Regions from separate parts of the Homo sapiens genome. Here region 1 is linked to region 2. Evidence: chromatin contacts called from ENCODE Hi-C or POLR2A ChIA-PET data. All regions are on one chromosome and are shown on one strand. Each heading gives the region's core, a stretch centred on a gene start or an enhancer-like site at or near the end of the contact. The rest is flanking DNA. Distances are from core to core; before and after follow the strand shown.

Region 1 (2,817 bases), core at 36-2,535, 3.2 Mb before region 2:
CCTGCTTCAGCCTCCCGAGTAGCTGGGACTACAGGCGCCTGCCACCACACCCGGCTATATTTTTAGCAGAGACGGGATTTCACCATGTTAGCCAGGATGGTCTCGATCTCCTGACCTCGTGATCGGCTCGCCTCGGCCTCCCAAAGTGCTGGGATTACAGGCGTGAGCCACCGCACCCGGCCTGTAATTTTTTTTTTTTTTTTAATGTTTATACTTTCCTTAATCCTTTCTGGGAATAACCTCCTCTGGGACCACTTTCCTTCCTGTTCTATGTACCTCAGAAGCACAGGAATGAAGCCTGAAAAAATATTATCTTGCTCCCTAAGTCACTTTCCTTTCTGATCTAGTTCTTGGGTGATGAATGAAGGTGGAAAGTAGCGAAGGTTGCTATGAAAAGCTTGGACTTTATTACCAGGGCCACTGCATTTTCAACAGGAGTGTCAGGATCCCAGCAGTAATGCTTTTCCATGGATCAGCCAGACAGGCATAAGGGGAAGTTGGGAGACCAAAAAAGCCATTGACAGATTCCAGGTGAGCAATAAACCAGAATTTTGACCAACTAGACCAGCGCTGTCCTACAGAAATGTAATGGGAGCCACATGTTAAAGTTTAAATGTTTTACTAGCCACATTTAAAAAGAAACACATGAAGTTATTATTATTTGTTTTAGAGACGGGGTCTTGCTTTGTCGTCCACGCTGGTCTCCAACTCCTTGGCTCCCTCAAGCAATCCTCCAGACTAGGCCTCACAAAGTGCTGAGATTACAGGCCTGGGCCACTGCCCCCGGCCTGAAGTTAATTTTAATATTTCACCTAACCCAATATATCCAAAATATCATTTCAACATATAAAAATTATTGAGATTTTACCTCACCAGTCTTAGACATCCAGCGTGTGGTTTATGCATACAGTACATATCAATTCCACACTAAATTTTCAGCATTTAAAGGGAAATATGGTCCTGAAAAAAAAACAACAAAACAAAAAAACGCCTGTTTAAGGAGAAAGCATTCCACACTGCTTGTTTTAATATAATTAAAATTAATGTATCAATTAATAAATCAATAGCCCACGTTGGCTAGTGGCTGCCTTACTGGGCAGACCAGGTCTGGATTGTAAATACGTTCAGACGTTCCACGCAAAAGCAAAGTTCCCTGCAGACGCTCCATTAAGTTCTGGGTGCAAGGAAGCGCGGATCCTTCAGTTCTGGGCGTTTTCACCAGGTGGCACTCAGAACACCCTCACGTGACAAGCGTCCCACCCGGAAGCGAAATCTCCCCTTCTACAGAGTTCCTCCGGCGCTTCCTCCACCCCGGGATACACAGAACCTCATCTCCTACGGTGCTGAAGCCTGCAGCAGGGCAGGATGGGCAGGAGAGCAGAGCCGCGGAGTCTGCGGCGCGGGTGAAGAGCGGCGCGTAATTCCCGCAGCAAGATTGTTCCGCGCCCGCAGCCCCTGGACTAGCAGGATCCGAACCCCGGCGGCTGCGTGCTTATAGGCGCAGACGTCAGAGAGCCCGCGGCTTAAAGCGCGTCGCCTGGCTAGCGCCACCCCCTAGCCTTCTTCAAGGCCTCCAGGGCTGGGCCCAAGCGCCCGTCGACGGCACCCTGGGCCCAGAGGACTCGCGGGCCTCATCTCCAATGATTCAGAACTCACGTCCGTCGCTGCTGCAACCCCAAGATGTCGGAGACACGGTGGAAACGCTTATGGTGAGGGCACTGCGGGGAAGGAAGGGCAGGGGTCCGAACCGCGGGCTCGGGCCGGAGAATTCGGGGCGTTGCTAAGGCTCGGCTACCCTTTTCCGCGCCCCAGGGTGCGCTCAGGATTTAGGATGCGGCGGGAGAGGAGTCTGACTAAGGGAATTGAGAAGGGGGCAGGGAGTGAGGAGAGGCCAGGAGCTGCAGGCCAGCCCTGGGGGCAGGCGCTGTAGGGCCGATGTCCCGGTAAAGGGCGGAATTGCCGGGGCCTGGACTGGACGCGTGCCGGGGAGTGTGCCCGCGCGGCCCCCACAAGGTGCGAGTAGGCTGCCAGGTGGAAGGGCACCCGGGCAGATTTGGGACGGTCACAAGGCCTGATAATAGCGCTGACGCTGAGAAGCCGTTGATGCCGCAGCGAGCTGGCCGGGTAGCGCTGTGCGCCCGCGGGCGGCGGCCTACCTGGAGGGGCCAGTCGTGGCGGCACCCTTCCAGCCTGTTGGGACGGCGCGTGGTCCCCCAGCGACGCCACGCCTCCTCCGGCGTTCGATTGGTCATCGTGCCCGGGCCGCCGGGCCGCTATTGGTGGAGGCGGAGGCGGGGCTGGCGGCGTGGTTGCCCGGTAGGTGGAGTCGGGGTGCAACCAGTCTTTAGACGCTAAAGGCCTGAGGCCACTGCAGCTGCCGCAGCTCTCCCTCTGAGGTCTTGCGCCCGAGGTAGGGGCGGCTTTTATTTTTTTTTTTAATCCTTAAAGGCGGAGACGGCGGCGGTGGCGACTTTACGTTGACGTCTTTGAAAACCTGCTTACCTTTTTCAGGGCTCTCCAGCCCTCGCCTCCAGATGTGAATTGGACTTAGGATAGTTTTTTCAGGGCAGTAGGAATTGCTTGTGGATCCAGTTTGTACTCTTATGTGCTACTTATTTCGTGTGCGTATTATTGTTTATGCCCTCTTCTTTCTCCCCTTAAAAAGAAACTACTTTTTTATTTACCTTGAATATATTTTTGAGCTTTCTTTTCTTTTTTCTTTTTTTTTTTTTTTGAGACAGAGTCTCGCCCTGTCGCCCGCGCTGGAGTGCAGTGGCGTGATCTCGGCTCAACTGCAACCTCTGACTCCCGGGTTCA
Region 2 (2,798 bases), core at 168-2,667:
TCCCTCCTAAATGAAGTGGCCGCTGCTCACTCCAGGGAAAACGAATCTTGTTACCACATCCACCACGGATGGCTAGAACAGGGGACCGGTACCGCATAGCAGGAGGTGAGCAGAGGGCGGATAAGCATTACCGCCGAGCATTCTGCCCCCTCAGATCAGCGGGGGCATTAGGATCAGCGGGAGCATTAGATTCTCACAGGAGCGTGAACCCTATTGTGAACTGGACTTGCAAGAGATCTAGGTTGCGCGCTCCTAATGAGAATCTAATGCCTGCTGATGTGAGGTAAAAGAGTTTCATACCAAAACCACCCCCACCTCCGTGGAAGACAAGAAAAATTGTCTTCCACGAAACCAATTCCTGGTGCCAAAAAGGCTGGGGACCACTGGTCTAGAAGACTACAACCAATTCAGTTGCAGTGGTCACCAGGAGTAACCATGTGGCCCAAGAAGGTATGTCCAGCTTCCTCCTTGCATCTTGCGGCACAACACCTTTGCGGTATGGTGCCTGGGCAGTCCCGGGTTGTTAAGGGTGAGAGTTCTAAAGCCAGGCTGCCCGTATTCAGAGACTGGCTTTGCTAAGGAACCTTGGGCAAGTTACTTAACCTGTTTCGTCATCTGTAAAATGGAGAAAATACCAGTGCTTTTTAGGGTTGCCAACCTAATAAGCATTATTCCTGCCCCAAATAAGTCCAGGCTATGTGGAAAAACGCGAATTTCTCGTTCAGCAAAGAGTAAAGCTAATACCAGAGTTTTCCTGGCCTGCAGATTTGGCCTGGCAGGAGACAATGCCATAGCCAATGTTCATGCTCCAGATGCAGACCTGGAGGCACAGAGTGATGTAGAGAGGACAATGGATCTGAAGCCATGTATCTGGGTGCCAGACACGCTGGGTGAAGCCGAGCAAACCGCTCCTGCAGATAGATTGAGTATGCACACCCAGCACTTTGGGAGGCCGAGGCGGGCGGATCACGAGGTCAGGAGACCGAGACCATCCTGGCTAATATGGTGAAACCCCGTCTCTACTAATACAAAAAATTAGACGGGCGTGGTGGCGGGCGCCTGTAGTCCCAGGAGGCGGAGCTTGCAGTGAGCTGAGATGCGCCACTGCACTCCAGCCTGGGCGACAGAGCGAGACTCCATCTCAAAAAAAAAAAAAGCATGCACAGCCTAACACTGGAGGTGCTGACGCCAGGTAGGTCAGCAGTAGACCCAGCCCCAACCCACAAGTTTCGCTCTCCAGACTGCGCAAGCGCAAAGGATACGAAAACGCCCCCGGCGTTCTGGGGGCTGGGACCGAGGAAAGCGCTGAGTATAGCTCTTGCGCGTCCAGTCACAAATGACGTCCCTTCTGTACCCCGCCCTGTAGGCGGGAGCATCCAATCAACTTCGAGAGCGTAGGCCCCACCTATCGTGGGTCGAGTTGCTTGGCGGTCGTGGTTCCGGAGGTTCCTCGGGATGTCGGTGGCCTTCGTACCGGACTGGCTGAGGGGCAAGGCGGAAGTCAATCAAGAGACTATCCAGCGGGTGAGCATCCACGCGGGCGGGCGGGCGGGCGGAGAGAAGTCGGGATCCCGAGGGGCTGCGGGGTGCGAGAAGCATCCTGTAGTGAGCGGCCTCCCAGCTGACTGTGAAGGGTGCTGAGCAGCCGGGGTGCGGGGTGAGATGGGCACGAAATCAGCACAGGCGCCGGGGCAGGACCCCGGCATGGGGTTCGGTCCCCCGCCGTCCAGACGTCACACTGCACTAACCCTTTCTCTCCTTTTTTTTTTTTTTTTGAGACGGAGTCCCGCTCTGTCGCCCAGGCTGGAGTGCAGTGGTGCATCTTGGCTCACTGAAACCACCGCTTCCTGGCTTCAAGCGAGTCTCCTGCCTCAGCCTCCTGAGTAGCTGGGATTACAGGAGCGCGACGCCACTCCCGGCTAATTTTTGTATTTTTAGTATGGGGTTTCCCCATGTTGGCCAGGCTAGTCTCGAACTCCTGACCTCGTGATCCGCCTAGATCGGCCTCCCAAAGGGCCGGGGTTACAGGCGTGAGCCACTGCGCCCGGCCTGCACTGACCCTTTCTTTCTCTGATCTTTCAGCTCCTTGAGGAGAATGACCAGCTGATCCGCTGTATTGTGGAGTATCAGAACAAGGGCCGCGGGAACGAGTGCGTGCAGTAAGTACCCCCACCCCCGCGCCCCTGACCTGTGGGTAGAGGGGAAGCCTGTGTGATGCGGTGCTTTCTCGAACTAAGAGTCTTGGGTGATTGATCGCAGTTAAGCCCCTCTTTGAACTGAGGAAAGAGAGGCTCAAAGAGTTTGCCAACCTGCCCAAGACCATACAACGAGTACACTGCGGAGCCTGGAGTCAGACGTGGCTCTTTCTTCAAAATGTGAATTATTCTCACTGCAAAGCCTCCTTCACTCAAAGCTATGCCGGCTGATGACAACAGGGATGGGGGTGAGAGCACACAGAAAACTAAGCTCAGGAGATTAGAGCCATGGCCCCTTTCTCATCTTGGATCCCTGCCTCATCCTTTCTCTGTTAAGTGAAGGGGTCAGGCCATTTGACTGCTAAGCTTCCTCTCATTTCTAACTTCCCGTCAGTCTGTTAGTGACACACACACAAAGACAAACAAAGGATTTACAAGTTAAGTCAAAGGTAAATTGTGCATAATAATTTAATGCACTCCCTAAGTAGATACCAAAATGAGAGAAAATAGAGTCTGAGTCTCTTTTCCGAATCTAGTCCAGGTATTACGCCCATTTTTTTCTTTTCTTTTTTTTTTTCTTTTTGAGACAGTCTCCCTCTGTCA

Evidence for each region. A loop is a pair of places that touch in the nucleus more often than their neighbours do. ChIA-PET counts read pairs that join two places held with the same protein, here RNA polymerase II (POLR2A). Pooled maps may share reads with other maps.
Region 1: a loop to region 2 is called in a pooled map, with 5 times the contacts of the local background. The contact joins the promoter of SLC25A38 here to the promoter of SS18L2 in region 2. A Hi-C loop is called at or near these places in 1 of 168 maps with a recorded cell type or tissue (B cell), 1 of 37 single-sample maps with no recorded cell type and 6 of 50 pooled maps. POLR2A ChIA-PET finds 5 or more read pairs at or near these places in 2 of 52 experiments (CD8-positive, alpha-beta memory T cell and activated CD8-positive, alpha-beta T cell).

The regions. Positions count from the first base shown.
Region 1 is chr3:39,382,085-39,384,901 of GRCh38, forward strand. SLC25A38 (solute carrier family 25 member 38) reads left to right here and starts at 1,286. Exons shown (of 7, transcript NM_017875.4): 1 at 1,286-1,709. The coding sequence starts at 1,641. LOC105377644 (a long non-coding RNA gene) reads right to left here and starts at 2,241. Exons shown (of 3, transcript XR_007096252.1): 1 at 2,157-2,241; 2 at 869-960. RefSeq lists enhancers at 1,595-1,774, 1,795-1,894, 1,905-1,954, 2,425-2,494 and a silencer at 2,185-2,334.
Region 2 is chr3:42,589,443-42,592,240 of GRCh38, forward strand. It overlaps SS18L2 (SS18 like 2), which reads left to right and starts at 1,418. Exons shown (of 3, transcript NM_001370300.1): 1 at 1,418-1,524; 2 at 2,083-2,159. The coding sequence starts at 1,456. It also overlaps a transcript of SEC22C not described here.